2 separate regions of the Homo sapiens genome follow, and region 1 is linked to region 2. A link is an interaction called in ENCODE POLR2A ChIA-PET data of the cell type or tissue named here. Cell type or tissue: PC-9. All regions are shown on one strand.

Evidence for each region. ChIA-PET counts read pairs that join two places held together with the same protein. Peaks named below come from ENCODE experiments on the same cell type or tissue, not always from the same donor. Only the 100,000 strongest peaks of a DNase experiment are listed, where the experiment ranks them.
Region 1: POLR2A ChIA-PET joins it to region 2 with 13 read pairs; 2 of 35 experiments call an interaction of 5 or more read pairs at or near these places.

The regions. Positions count from the first base shown.
Region 1 is chr2:64,782,312-64,790,311 of GRCh38, reverse strand. It overlaps LOC105374776 (a long non-coding RNA gene), which reads right to left. Exons shown (of 3, transcript XR_002959393.2): 2 at 960-1,205. Among named protein-coding and RNA genes, the nearest start is that of LINC01800, 77 kb to the left of the region's middle. RefSeq lists an enhancer at 5,104-5,647. In PC-9, no CTCF peak of the experiment used is centred here; DNase peaks (open chromatin) are centred at 71, 4,331, 4,831 and 5,361; H3K4me3 peaks cover 1,697 bases; H3K27ac peaks cover 5,730 bases.
Region 2 is chr2:64,032,914-64,040,913 of GRCh38, reverse strand. No RefSeq gene overlaps it. Among named protein-coding and RNA genes, the nearest start is that of VPS54, 17 kb to the right of the region's middle. RefSeq lists a silencer at 4,415-4,494. In PC-9, a CTCF peak has its summit at 1,559; no DNase peak of the experiment used is centred here.

The DNA of each region.
Region 1 (8,000 bases), 750 kb before region 2:
TCAGGCAAACATCAGTATCTGATGTCCGCCGTAAAGTTGCAGGAAGGAAAACAAACATAAGTGTAAGCTAGCAAAGAATGAAATGTATCTCTATTGAAAAAGCCCTATATAGTCACCAGCTGGTTTGACACTGCGAGCAGAAATTCTACTCAGCTTCAGGGTAAGCCAGGGAAGGTATTGGGGGTAGGGATTTGTACTTCCATGGTATGCTTCCTGTGAGGAGCCAGGCAAACCTTTCCCTATATAACTCAGGACATAGCCAGGAGGGGCCTAGTTAATTGCTGCAGGACAGGATGGACAAGAAAGAGTTAGGGCCTCAAGGCCAACTTTCTATCTGGAGTGGGGAGACTCCAGGGAGACAAAGCCAGCTGAAGGGACAGCGAAGCTAGAGCCTGACAATCTGAAGGGTGTGGTGGCAGGCAAACTCTGGTAGTGCCAGCAGTCTGCATAAGGCAGCTCCACACAGAGTAGTGGAAGTGTCCCAACAGACAGAGCGTGGGGCTCAATAATCCTGGAGGTGGTGATATTCAGGAATCCAGGAAGATATTTGTAGGTCAGCAGGATACCAGGACCCAGGCACAGGCTGTAGGGGGGATTTATGGGTAGGTGGAGACCTAGATTATCAGAACAAGACAGAAGCGCAGTGGTTTAGCTACAGCATAAACTAGCTGCTGTGACAAAAAGATCCGATATGACAGGGCTTAACTAATACAGGTGTTTTTTTTTTTTTTGAGAGTCTCATTCTGTCACCCAGGCTGGAGTGCAGTGGCACTATCTCGGCTCACTGCAACCTCTGCCTCCAGGGTTCAAGTGATTCTCCTGCCTCAGCCTCCTGCGTAGCTGGGATTACAGGCATGCTCTACCACGCTCGGCTAATTTTTGTATTTTTTAGTAGAGACGGGGTTTTGCCATGTTGGCCAGGCTAGTCTTGAACTCCTGACCTCAGTTGATCCGCCCACCTCGGCCTCCCAAAGTGCTGGGATTACAGGCATGAGCCACCGCGCCCAGCCAAATAATATAGAATGTTATTCCTCTCTCATGCAACACTACAAAACAGGAAGGACGTCCTCAGCTCCATGAAGTTCTCCAGGGACCCTGGAACTCCTCCCCTGCCTTACAGCTTCCATCCTTGTGTCTAAGATTGTTGCTCCGGTTGTCCTCTTCTTGGTCACAGCTGGCTACCAGCACCATATTGGAGTTCCAACCTGTAGGAAAGAGAATATGGAGGGCAAGAAACTTAATGCTATGGACTGAATGTCTTCCACCCAATGCCCATTCTTATGTTGAAATCTTAATCCCTAAGGTGATAGTATTAGGAAGCGTGGCCTTTGAGAGGTGATTAGGTCACAGGGTAGAACCGTCGTGCATGGGATTAATACCCTTATAAAAGAGGCCAGAGAGAAACCCTTTGCCCCTTCCACCATGTGAGGACAAATGAGACACAGAATCTGCTGGTGCCTTGATCTTGGACTTCCCAGCTTCTAGAACCACACACACACACAAATTCTGTTGTTAAGGCTACCATTCAACTTAGGAATCCTATTACTGAGGAAATATACTCCAAGGAAAATAAATTGTTCTACCAAAAGGGCACACGTACTTGTATGTTCATTGTAGCTACTATTCACACCGTATCTCTGTTGCAAAAGCCCTATATAGTCACTGGCTGGCTTGACACCGCAAGCAGAAACTCTGTGGTCACACTGCCTTCTCTTCTGTCTGTGTAATGCCCCTCCACTTTTATCTTATAAGGACATGTGTGATTGCATTTTTAGGGCCCATCTAAATATCCAGGATAATCTCCCCATCTTGAGATTCTTAACCACATCTACAGGCTACTATTCACAATAGCAAAGACATGAAACCAATCTAGGTACCCATCTATGGTGGACTGGATCAAAAACATGTGGTACATATACACCATGGAATACTACCCAGCCATAAAAAAAGAACAAAATCATGTCCTGTGCAGCAACATGGATGCAGCTGGAGGCCATTATCCTAAGCAAATTAACACAGGAACAGAAAACCAAATATCACATGTTCTCATTTATAAGAGGGAGCTAAACACTGGGTACATATTGAAATAAAGATGGGAATAATGGACAGTGCAAATTCCTGGAGGAGGGAGGGGCGTGGGCTAAAAAACTACCTATTGGGTTCTATGCTCACTACTTGGGTGACAGAATCTACCCCACATCTCAGCATCACGTGATATACCCATGTAACAAACCCGCACAGGTACCCCTCGAATCTAGAATAAAAGTTGAAAAAAAATTAAATTAAAAATGTGTGTTGTTTACAAGCCACCCAGTTTATGGTGCGGTGTGTTATCACAGCAGTCTCAACTCACAAAGACATGATTTTGAAACTCGGGAAGCCGAAGTTACATCACTTCTAGTCATTGGCCATGCCTAGTCACAGGGCTACTCTCAGTTATAAGGGAAGCTGGGAAATGTAGTCTCTACCTATATGGTCATGTGTCCAGCTAAAATCCAAGGATAAGGGTTGTATTAGTTTCCCATGGCTGCTATAATGAATTACTAAAAACTTGGTGACTTAAAAGAACAAAAAAATTTATCCTCTGACAGTTCTGGAGGTCTGGAGGCCAGAAGTCCAAAATCTGTGTCAGCCAAAACCCAAAGTGTTATGAGGGTTGTAGTCCTTAACAGAAGCTCCAGGGGAGAATCCCTTCCTTGTCTCTTTCAAATTCTGGGTGCTGCTGGCATTCTTTAGTTTGTGGCCACATCACTCCAGTCCTTGCCTCTGTGGTCACACTGCCTTCTCCTCTTCTGTCTGTGTAATGACCCTCCACTTTAGTCTTATAAGGACATGTGTGAATGCATTTTTAGGGCCCATCTAAATATCCAGGATAATCTCCCCATCTTGAGATTTTTAACCACATCTGCAAAAATCTTTTCTCCAAATGAGATAACATGACAGGTTCCAGGGATTTGGACGTGATATTCTGGGGGGTTGTTATTTAGCCTACTGTGGGTACTCAATTACCAAGAGGAAGAAGGAGAGAATGGCCACTGCAGTACCCAGCAATCAACATCGGGAAACTCCCGTCGTTGCAGTGAGCCTCACCCAAAGCTGAGTACCAAAGACAGTCTCCTGCTCTTCAGGTTCTCCCAGTTGGGTTCTAGATTGGTATGGAGCCTGGGGGCAGGGATATGTCCTGGCTGGCACACACGACCCTGCCATGGAATGGAGGGCCCCTATGCAGAGGAAGCAAGCAGCCAGGTAGTCGGTGCCTGGTAAACTGCATCATCCACAGTGAGAAAGCTCCATGAGTGTTACCTGAGGACACATGAGGTTCTCAGACCAATAAGTACATACTGAGGCCTTGGCAAGTTTCTGTGAGCAGGTCACAGTCCCTTGAGACAGAAAGGGTGCCTTTCACCCCCACATCTTTTACCATCCTCACCCTCATTCCCCCAAAACACCAGTCTAGATGCTTGTTAGTGGAACAAAGAAATCCCCTTTCACTCACTTCCCCAATTCCACTCCCCAGAATTAACCACTGTGAAGTTTGATCCTTCCTGATTATCCTCTTTATAAATACACACAGACAGAGGAAAATATAGAGGTGCCTGTTTGCATAAATGGAGTTATGCCATACATGTATATTTTATTTGTTCACTTAATAATATATCATAGATGTTGTTGCTTGTCAATGATAATACCAAATTTCATGCTCAGTTGTGCCAGGCAATATACCAAGCTCTGTAATTTTTTTTATTTCATGTCACCTCTCAACCATCTCATTAGGCAGGTGCTATTATAGTCACCTCTTAAAGTTGACAAAACAGTCACAGAGAGCTTAAGTGACTTGCCCAAGGTCAATCAGTTGATAAGTTGCAGAGCTAGGATTTGAACCCAGATTGGTCCTTCCAATCCAGGTAGGACTTCAATTTTTGCTAGCTCCTTTTGCTGTTGATTATGTTTCTGCCACAGACATTCCTTTTTTTTTTTTTTTTTTTTTTTTTGAGACGGAGTCTTGTTCTGTCACCCAGGCTGGAGTGCAGTGGCGCGATCTCGGCTCACTGCAAGCTCCGCCTCCCAGGTTCATGCTATTTTCCTGCCTCAGCCTCCTGAGTAGAGTAGCTGGGACTACAGGCGCCCGCCACCGCGCCCGGCTAATTTTTTTGTATTTTTAGTAGAGACAGGGTTTCACTGTGTTAGCCAGGATGGACGCAATCTCCTGACCTGGTGATCTGCCCGCCTCAGCCTCCCAAAGTGCTGGGATTACAGGCATGAGCCACCGCGCCCAGCCTCTGCCATAGACATTCTTGTAAGCCCTTGTCATACAGCCCCTCCACTGGGGACTGCATCAGCTACTGCACCAGGTAAGCTCAACGTTTGCATCACCACCTCTTAGACTTCCCCAGAAGCTGCTGTGGTCTCCCTGGCTACTGGACTGCTGACTGTCCTGTAGAACACTTGGCCCCAGCTGCCCTGGCTGGCTTGTGCTGGGAAGGATCCTTCAATTCCATTCCAGAGGTTGTACCTGCCCTAGTCCCAACTCCTTTCCTAATCTTCTCTCAGCCTCCACACTTGTGCTCCGAAGCCCTAAAGGGTTTGACCAAACATCTGTAGCCCCTGCTCAGATAACTTGACCGTGCCTGGCATTTCTGCTTGAAAAGCTAGTCATGAACGGTGGCTTTAGACCCTCCCCTGGGGCTCTGAGTGGGCACTGCTCCCCTCTGCTGCTGTAGCAAATAGAAGGTTTTTGTGATGGTCAGGGGCATGTGTCAACCTTTTGTCTTGGGTCTCCCCTTTGGCCTAGAGCAGGTAGCAAGGGCCTAGTGAGAACTCTGCTCCTTTTCTGGGGCTGTAACCATGGAAACAGATGCCATCAAGGGGATGCAACCTCCTTTCTGCCTGCCCTCACTCCGCAGGTGCTCACCTTCTAGGTGGTGCTCTCCCTCCTATTTGCCCCCTTGCCTCCATCCCTCCCTCCCATCAAAAACTTCTCTTGTGCACATGCAGGTCAAGTGGCTATAATGTGAGACCCTGAGCCCATAGTCTCGAGTCGCCCTCAGGAAGAACAAGGACTTGGATATGAGGGTGGATGACCCCCTCATCAATGTCAGACATAGATGCTGGCAGTTGCTCCTGTGGTAGACAGGAGTTCTCTTCAGATAATTTGGAGCTGGGGGTCTGACCCTGGACCTTCAGAGGCTAAAGGCTGTCCTTGGGGCAGGACCAAATGAATGCTCTGAGGTGCCAGGATAAAGGCCTCAGCTGCCCATCTCTCCTTGGTGCAGCTGCTCCTGGTGAGCCCTGCTCGTGCGCCACGCCCTCCCCAAAGCTGGTCTCCCTGGTCAGTCCAGTTGCAGTCTTCGCCCTCTGGCCTAGTTGCAACAGGAGTTTCCGCAGGCCCCAGCAGGCCGAGGGAGGAAAGTGCAAAGAAAAACAAAGGGGTTTCCACACACTGGCCACAAACACACAGCACAGTCTCAGGAGGCAGCCCAGGCAGAGGTTCAGGTGGTTCTCTGTGAGCCTGTGAACTCTTAGACCTGCTTGCCCTGCCAGCCTTGACCCTGCTGCTCCAGCTGCACAGTGCCCCATGTCCCTTTGCTCTGCCCACGCTGTAGCCTCCCTCTCTTGGTGGTGATGCCATGAGCGGCAGGCGGCAGGGTGAGTGCCTCCAGGCCCTTGGTTTCGGGAGAGTGGGGGCACCTACCCCACTGGCCTCCCTGCTTCAACTGCTCACCCCTCAGGGCCTCTCAGAGCAGGGAAAGGCCACTCCACCTGGCCGCAGGCCCTGCCTGGACCTCTGCTCCTCCCACAGGCCAGCAGATCCCCTGTAGCTCCCTATACCCCGGCAGCCTGTGTGTGCTGGGCTTAAATACTCGTTTCCACACCTAAGTAACCCAAAGTCTGGGGCAGGATTGCCAAGAGTTGCTGGGGCTGATGTTTTCTGAGTTCTGTCCACCTCTGGGTCCTGTGGCTCCTGCCTCTTTCCACACACTTGGGAAAAGCTCAGACCTTCACCTACTAACAGGCCTCTCCCCCAAGCATTTCGTGAGTGTAGTCAACTTTTCTGAAAGTGGAAGTTCCACTGGGAAGGGCCCATGTTGAAGCCTACTGCCTTTTGTCATCTGACTAGTTCTCCTCATTTGCCTTCCTTTCCCCCTTCCCCTAAGACCAGAACGAATCTCTCTACTTGTAGGTAAGCCATTTAGTGTCCACTTTTGGTAGCAGAAACAAGCTGTTGGGGTCACCCTCCATCCCAGTGGTTTATCAAAGTATCCCTCCCAAACACACACCAAGCTCTCCCTAAGCATTGTGGTGAATAACAATGTCTGCATTACATTTCCCCTCCCAGCCCTGGACTTAGAGATGGGGGAAGCAAGGAAGATCCTGCTCCCTCTGCCCAGGACTGTAGGCTTCCCGTGACAGTCCCCCTGAGCAGTGGTTCTCCAAGTAGGACCCTGGGACCAGCAGCTTGGCATCACCGGGGAACTTGTGAGAGGTGCAGATTCTCAGACTCCACACCAGACCCACTGAATCTGGATCTCTGTGGTGGGACCCCACAATATGTTTGAACAAGCCCTCCAGGTGGGTCTCATGCACACTCCAATTTGAGAAACATTATCTTAGGACTCCTGATCCTCTTGCTCTCCTAGGAGGAAACAGGTCCACTTCCCTCCCATCACAATGAGACTGAGGTTTCTCCCATGTAGTTGTGTTTTGTCACTTTCGATTAGGTGCTGTGGTCCACCTTGCTAGCCCATGCCCTCTGTCTTGGGCCATAAATCAAACTTTTTCATCATCTCTCATGAGAAGCTGGTTATCCACCAAAGCTCAGTAGGAAAGAAGCTTAGAATATTGGCCCTCCCAGGGAGTACTGTTGTGTTAAGAGGACAAGAAAACTAAACGTGTAACCTCACGCTTTGGGTAGAGGAAGGACTTAGGGGAGGCAACATGATTTCCTCACACTTTGGAAGCCACCTCATTGGGAGGATTCCCTTATTACTAGGAAGGGGGACAGGATCCATGATGCTTCATGCTGAAGTCAGACTTCCATTAACCATAACCTTCTGGAACACAGGGCTGGAGTGGGAAGCAGAGGCCGATCACATAGGGCCTTAAAAGCCATTTCTAGAAGCTGGACTTGGGGAGAGCCATGGTAGGCTTTCAGGCATAGAAAAGATATGCTCAGATTTGAATGTGGGAGATGGCTCTTCCTTGCAAAGAATGGATTGGAAAGGGGTTGGGTGAGGTCAGAGACAGTGAATGCTTGGAAACCAATTTGAGGAACAGGTGAGAGGAATTCAACAGTAGCTAGATTTAGGGCATTGGCAGTGGTAATGGGGAGAAGGAAACAGACTCTAGAGATGTTTAATGTGGTGGGAGAAGGAGAAAGAACACCCATATATGACACTTATGATGTGCTAGGCACAATCACAAGCACTGGACATTGAAAACTTACAATGACAACCTTGTGAGGTCTGTACTATTTTTTAAAATTATTATTTTAAAGACAATAAAGACAAGGTCTTGCTACGTTGGCCAGGCTGGTCTCGAACTCCTGGGTTCAAGCGATCCTCCCACCTCAGCTTCCCAAAGTGCTGGGGATTACAGGCATGAGCCACTGCACCAGGCCCAGTCTGAACTATTATAATCCTCATTCTACAGATGAGGAAACTGAGATGCAGAGGAGCTAAATAACATGCCCAAATAATTTCTGATTGAGTGAAGGTAAGAGAGAGAGGGAAGACAGTCAAGAAGGGCGCTTTGGTTTCCTACATCAGTACTGGGTGGATACAGTACTATTTCTTGAGATCGGGAATTGGGGAGGAGAAACAGGATTTTCAGATAGGGAGATAATGAGTTCTCCCTTGGACTTGCTGGGTTCTGGAGGTAGAAATATCCAGTCATAAATCCTTACTGTTCTCTTTTAAAGAAGCCAGCATAATGCAATTTAAACATTTTTATCAGAGATTGTTATGATGAAAAAATATTCAGTTGTTCTGAGGTGGGTGAGC
Region 2 (8,000 bases):
AACTTTTGGAAGACAATTTTACAGTAGATAGCAAAAACTTTTTAAAAATGTTAGGTCTTTTGATCCAGCAATTCCAACTCTATCTGAAAAGTATATGCAGATATGTTTAAAATAATTTTTTAATCAAAGTAATATATGCACATCGTTGGGTTTTTTTGTTCTGTTTTGTTGTTGTTTTTAGAGAAAAGGTCTGGCTATGTTGCCCAGGCTAGCTTCAAACTCCTGGGCTCAAGAAATCCTCCCAACTAGCCCCAGCCTCTCCAGCAGCTGGGAAAACAGGCATGCACCATCATGTCCTGCTTGCACATGGTATTTTTAAAATTAATTATTCTGGAAGATTTAGATGGGAAAGCAGTGTACCTCTGCTCCATTTCTTACCCATACTGCTCTCCAATCTGCCACTTTCAAGAACGTTTCAGCCATTTCATCTACTACTTACGTCTTTGTGTTTAAATAATTTGCTCATTCAGGCTTTTTCTTGATTTATCAACTTAAGACATTGTCTATAGACATCCTGTTAAAGTAGTTGAGGATTTCGCTCTCTTATTCAATCTCCACTTCCTTTCCCCACTTCCTCTCACTATAGCTTTATCATAATCTTTAAATGTCATAAGGCAGGACTTTTTGGTAAAAACAAAAACTTTTTTTCTTAGGGCAAAAGTGTTTTGATTAATTTGGTAATAAGTATTCACATAATTATGACTATGTAAAGATTTCTAAATATCAAAGGGCTAGCAATATTTTTTTCCAAATCTCCAAACATAAAAACATCCAACAACCTAGCAGTTCCATTTTTTCTCAAGACCTTCCTCTCATATCCCTCTAACTCCTCATCTAATCAGGACGACTGCTCCATAGACTTGGGGCATGGTTGTCATTCTAGGACTTCCCCTCACTATCCTCTGTGTTAGCTCTCTCATTTCCTGGACTACTTTTTCTTTCTCAGTTTACTCTCCAGTATTCCTGAAATAGACATTTCCTAAGAAAAGGTACATATAGGTAAAATTTTGAGTCCTTGAATCTCTGAAAATGTCTTTTTTTGAGACAGGGTCTTACTCTGTTGCCCAGACTGGAGTGCAGAGGCACGATTATGGCTCATTGCAGCACCCATCTCCCAGGCTCAGGTGATCCTCCCACCTCAGTCTCCAGTGTAGCTGGGGCTTCAGGTGCACGGCCCACCATGCCTAGCTAATTTTTTTTTTTTTGTATTTGTAAAGACACGGTTTTGCCATGTTGCCCAGGCTGGTCTCGAACTGCTGAGCTCAAGCCATTCACCAGCCTTAGCCTCCCAAAGTCCTGGGATTACAGGCATGAGCCACCACACCCGGCCAAAATGTCTTTATTCTATCCTCATACTTTATTGGTGGTTTGGTTGGATCTAAAATTCTTAGCTAAACCTAATTTCTCTTCAGAATATTGAAGATAATAGTCCTTTGCTTTCTAGAATTCAGTGACAATATTGAGAAGCATGAGGTTATTGTTTCTCCTTTCTTTTGATCTGATCCTTTTTCCTCTCTTTGGAAGCTTTGATGGTGTTTATTCCCAGTGCTGTAGTTTTTTTCTTCTTCATTTTTGTTCGATACTCTCTGGACCTCCTACTGGCTAAACAATAGAATTTCTGATTGATTCTTTAAGTCTCTTACCTTTTTTCTCCAGTGTTCCATCTCTTTGTTTCCTTGTTTGACTTTCTGGGAGATGTCATCAATGTTCTCATGCTTTTCTTTTCTGCTTTTAAATTCAGTGATTGTATTGTAAATTCCCAAATGCTTTTTAAAAATAATTTTCTTCAGTACCCTGCATCATCTTGGTTTCCTCTGAGTTCCTTTCTGGTTCGTTTGTTACCTTTGATACTGTGAGCTTTTCCCAATTACCTGGTGATTCTTGGGTTTTTGTTCTTTTTGTATGTGCATTTACATGACAGAAATAAACTAAAAAGATATATTGGAAGGCCTTGCTGGAGTGAGGAGGACAGGTCAAATGGTGGGTTTCACTTATGGTGATCGGTTGGTACACCAGCCTTTTTATTGGCCGACTACCAAATGTCAGTATGAGAGAGTAAAGCAACTTAGTTTCTCCACAGAAGAAACTAAATTCTCCCATCTTAAGTTGCATTTTGTGAGCAAGGTGTAGAAATGAGTCTGACCGTCCACCGTTCAGCCAGAACATTTAGGCTGATGCAGCCAAGGTAATTCAGATTAGATGTCTGTAACATGTACATCTGCATTAAAAAATAGTCTGAAAGTACGTATACCAAAATGTTAAACTAGTTATCTCTTAGTTGTGGATTCATGGGTTATTTAAATTCTCTTTTTTTCTTATCTAAATTTTCTAATTTTTCTACAAAATTAACTATTTGATTTTTTAAAGTATTTAAATAAAATCAAACCATAAAAAACACCCAATTTCTTAAATGGACAAAAGATTTCAACAGATATTTCATCAAAGAAGAGATACAGATAGCAAAATAAGTACATGAAAAGATGCACAACACCTTTTGTAATTAGAGAAAAACAAATTAAAACCACAACGAGATACTACTATATACTCATTAGAATGGCTTTTTTGAAACAACGCATATACTACCAAGTGCTGGTAATGGTGTAGAGCAATTTTCATACGTTGTTGATGGGAATGCAAAATGGTACAGCCACTTTGGAAAGCAGTTGGCAGTTTTCATGAGGTTATACACATACCACATGGCCAATAATCCTACTCCTAGATATTTACCAAAGAAAAATGAAAGCATATGTTCATACAAAAAACTGTACGTGAATATTTACAGTAGATTTATTCATAATAGCCAGAACCTGGAAACAACCCAAATATCCTTCAACTGTATGATATTCCTTTGATATTCCATAGTATGAATATCTCCATACTATGGAATACTACTCAACAATGAAAATAAATGAACTATTGATACATATTACAACAATATGAATAAATCTCAAATGCATTATGTTAAGTGAAAGAAGCCAGACTCAAAAGGCTGTATTCTTTCTAGTTCCATTTATATGACATTCGGGAAAAGCAAAACTATAGGGACATAGGACAGATAGGTGGTTGCCAGGGGTCAGGGACAAAGGGACAAGCTAACAAAAGGACAGTATGAGAGAATTTTTTGAGTGATGGCACTTTCTGTTTCTTGATTATATGACTCTATGCATTTGTAAAAACACATGGTGTCATGTGCTAAAATGAGTGACTTTTACTGTATAGAAATTTTTGGGGCCAGGCGAGGTGGCTCACACCTGTAATCCCAGCACTTTGGGAGGCCGAGGTGGGTGGATCATCTGAGGTCAGGTGTTCAAGACCAGCCTGGCCAACATGGCGAAACCCCGTCTCTACTAAAAAATCCAAAAATTAGCTGGGCATGGTGGCAGGCGCCTGTAATCACAGTTACTTGGGATGCTGAGGCAGGGAGAATTTCTTGAACCTGGGTGGCAGAAGCTGCAGTGAGACGAGATCACACCACTGCACTCCAGCCTGGGTGACAGAGCGAGGCTCCATCTAAAAAAAAAAAAAAAAAAATAAGAAATTTTAAAAAATACAAATATAAAAAACACTGCGTATTAAAATTACAACTTACAAAACTCTTAAATTAGAAGCTAAATATTTCAGAAGGATCCTATGTATGGTTCCTCTAAATAGCAAGACCCCTCTGGCATTAAAATATAATGAAATTTGGCTGGGCGCGGTGGCTCACGCCTGTAATCTCAGCACTTTGGGAGGCCGAGTCAGGTGGATCATGAGGTCAGGAGTACGAGGCCAGCCTGGCCAACATAGTGAAACCCCGTCTCTACTAAAAATACAAAAATTAGCTGGGTGTGGTGGCATGCACCTGCAGTCCCAGCTACTCAGGAGGCTGAGGCAGGAGAATCACTTGAACCTGGGAGGCGGAGGTTATGGTGAGCCGAGATCACGCCACTGCACTCCAGGCTGGGCAACAGAGCGAGACTTCATCTCAAAACAAACAAACAAACAAACAAAAATATATATATATATATATGAAATTTATAAAATGTATAAAATTAACTCACACATAAAGATTCTGGCACATATCTATTGTACACTGTCTGAACACTGGCAATGCTGAGTCCATGAAGTCATAAGAACTACATCTTTATCCTTGGAAAAGATGAGACATTGGTCAAAGAGAGCCTGATGTGACAAAGTGAAATTAATACAACTCCATTCCTACTATTCCATTAATTAAACACATATTTATAATTATTTATAAATATTTGTTCGTTGCTTATTATATAAAAGCTTATGACAATGCAGAGAATACAGAGATAAATAATGAATCGTATGCAAAGATCTAGTAAGGGAAACTAACCACATAATAAGTCACATAGCCACATTACTAGGCAGGAAATGACTAGTGCTGCATGAGAGGTATGGAGGAGGGATTCAGAGTAGAAGATTACTCTTTCTTAGTAGTGAGGTCAGAGATTGCTGTTTGCACTACACTGCATTTTTAAAAGGGTATTTGAAGAAGAGGTCAAATTTGAATATGCAGAATTGGGCATGTGGGAGCTGGGAAGGAGCCCAGGGAAGGCAATTCAAGCAAAAAAGAAAACAAAACAAAATGAAACTCATATAATTTTTCTTACAAATAATGGGGAAGTAGCTGTAAACACACTAGCTATTATCCTTATCATCATCATCATTATGTGGACACTATGTGACACACGGACCACTTTGCCCACCATGTTAATTTGCTCCCAACCTTACTTATTGTACTAGCCATTGTGTTCTTCCAGCAGAATCTTCAGTGTTAGCCCAAAAGTTCTTGGGGTCTAACCACCTGAAACATGATTTTGTTGACTCTATCGCTAAACGTTAAAATGTGTGATTATTCAGTAAAAAATATATACCTTCTGTCACTTTTTTTCCCCATGATTCCTTTGCCATTGTGAATAATATCCTCTTAAAATGCCACATAAAATCATACATCTCTGGTATTCTCATTAAAACTAAAATGTATTTTAAATTCTCTTGTTCCTGTATTCAACCAGATAAAAAGGAGGAACAGATCAATTTTCACGTGCCCTCTGTAATTGCAATTTTCAGTACTTCAACCATGTCCCTTTATACTCTTTTCTATTTTGCAGGCTAAATAATCACTTTGAGTCAGTTGCCGCAGTGAAACTTGAAACCTGATCATTGAAGAAGCCTGCAAGTTAGCAGAAAACAAGTCATACCAGGATCTGCTGCTCCAGCTGCATATTGAAGATTCAAGTCTGTTTAAAAATACCCTTATATTTCCAGTTAGTTTCATTGCTATAATATAATTCAAGCCTTAAATAACTTTCCAAAGTTGTTTTCTTGAAGAATATTATATAGTCATACCTACCCACAACTTCTAGGTGGCTCACCATAATCTTATAAGATTATAGTGATGTGATATATAACTATATAGTGATATGATATATGATATAGTGATGATGTATAACTATAATCTTATAAGACTATAGTGATATGATATACAACACTGCTTAAGCATAATTTGTGGGAAATGACATGTGCTGGTTACATGAATTTTCTGGTTAAGCCCTTTTATCTTTCAATCTTGTCACATGATTCAGGATTTTGAGTTGCTTCGTTTCTGAAAATGATGCTGTTATTGAGAGCAGAACCTATGCGGCTAGATGCTGTTTTGATATTATTTTGCTGCTGTTTCATTTGTTGTTGTCATTTGTCTCTATTAAGGGCAGATCCTTTCCCCTTCTCTCTTCTCTCTGTCTCTTCTCTCTCTCTCTCCCTTTTTCTGTCTGCTTTATGTATGTGTGTGTGTGTGTGTGTGTGTGTGTGTGTGTGTATAATTGAGGTGCCAATTAATGCAAGTTAATCGGGTTCTGATTAACTTGGGGTTTTACTGTTAGCAGGCCAAATTACCTCACCCCTAGAAACACCTGGAATATATTCCCTTCTTTTTCTTGTCCCAGTCACTATTCCTTCTTAATGAAAACGAAACAAAACTTATTCACAAAGCCATGTCTCCCAACTACTTGTGAAAACCCATTGTTAACAGCTATCAAAAGCCCATTTATACTTAAATTTGCCAAGCTGATATTTGGTAGTTCTGAATATATAAAACTCCTTTGGTTATCAAGAGAGAATACAGCCTATATTAGTTTGTTCTCATGCTGCTATGAAGAAATGCCGGAGACTGGGTAATTTATAAAGGAAAGAGGTTTAAGTGACTCACAGTTCCACAGGGCTGGGGAGGCCTCAGAAAACTTACAATCATGGTGAAGGGGGAAGCAAACACGTCCTTCTTCACATGGCAGCAGGAAAGAGAAGAATGAGAGCCAAGTGAAGGGGGAAGCCTCTTATAAAATCATCAGATCTCATGAGAACTTACTATCATCAGAATAGCATGGGGGAAAATGTCCCCACGATTCAATTACCTCCTACTGGGTCCCTCCCACAACATGTGGGGATTATGGGAACTACAATTCAAGATGAGACTTGGGTGGGGACACAGCCAAACCATATCACAGCCTATAAGGTATGAAGAAATAGGGCAGATCTAACAATGATTTGCACAGTCCTAAGCCCTAGACAGTGGGGGAAATGGTTGGCATACCAAAAAGTCACCACTACCACCATTAATTTATTCAGCAAATTTGTAAAAAGTCTACTATGTGCAAATCACTATACTAAGGGCCATAAAGAGGACAAGGCATGATCTAGTAGTTTAATATGGAGACTAATAGTTTGAGCAGAGCTAGTATGTCACACATGCCATGTTCATGGTTCAGGAAATAATATGACAATTCAAAGGAGGATGATGTCACTTCTGGGTATGTGATAAAGGAAAATTTTGTAAAAGAGATGATGTCTGAGCTGATCCTTGAAGAAGGTGTAAGAGTTTAGTAAGCAGAGTTGACAGAGTCCAGTGAAAACAAAGAGGCAGGAAAGCCCAAGTCTGTTCAGGGGCTGTGAGGAAAGATGCGTGAAGGAGAAAAATGACAAAAAGGGTTAGAAAGGCAGGTAGGATTCAATCAGGGAAAACTACTCCCAGCTACATTTTGAACCTTATTCCAAATAAATGAACAGTTTTGACCAAAGCCCTGGTCAAGGGCTCAGACTTTTTATCAGATAGATTTGAGCTCCAATCCTGATTCTACTTACTATTTATGACCTTAAGCAAGTCACCTACCTTACCTCTCTAAGCCTCAGGTTGATCACCTCTATCTCACAGGGCTGCTATCAGGTTTAAGTATAACTGGGATATGAAACACTCACTCATTCTGAAAATATTTACTGACCCTTCACTGTATATGTCCCAGACACTGAGCTTTGTAGTGCTAATACAGAGATAAAGGTAGAAACCCTTCCTTCAAGGAACACATGAGCCAATGCGTAAGGCAGATAAGTAAACAGAAAACTACAATATAGTATGAGTGAGCACAGGGGCAGAGGTGTTCAATAACTCAGATCAGGGGTGGGGGTGGTAAAGAAAACTGACCAGAGGAGGTACTCCCTGAGGCATCTCAAAGGATCCTTTGAAGAGGGATAGAAATAGAACTTACTTTCTAAGGTCTGATTATTTTTATTAGCCTTTATGTTAACATGCAGTTTCTAGCAGAAACAAACATTTAAAACTCTAAATAAATTTTTGTTGTTATTGTTATTCACTTTCATCTGTCTGGTTAATTGTTTTTGTCTTATTTCGAAGTCAGAAAAATAGAGATGGAGTAGGAGAGAGTACCTTATTTCTCAGGTGACCAAAGAGAAGAAGAAAAGAGTCCATTTGCAATCATGATAGCAGTGGAAGAGCCAAATCCCTGGGACATGTGATAAAATGAAGGAATTAAAGGGAAGTTAGCTTAACACGAAGTAGGAAATCCAGGTTCTCATTTGCAGGAGATCTGTTACAGACATTTGTTGGGTTTACAACCCATATTTATTTCCTCTTTTGAAACAGGGCCACAGTTTTGTTTTGTTTGAATCTTTACCTATTTTTATTATACGTGTTCTGGTGAAGC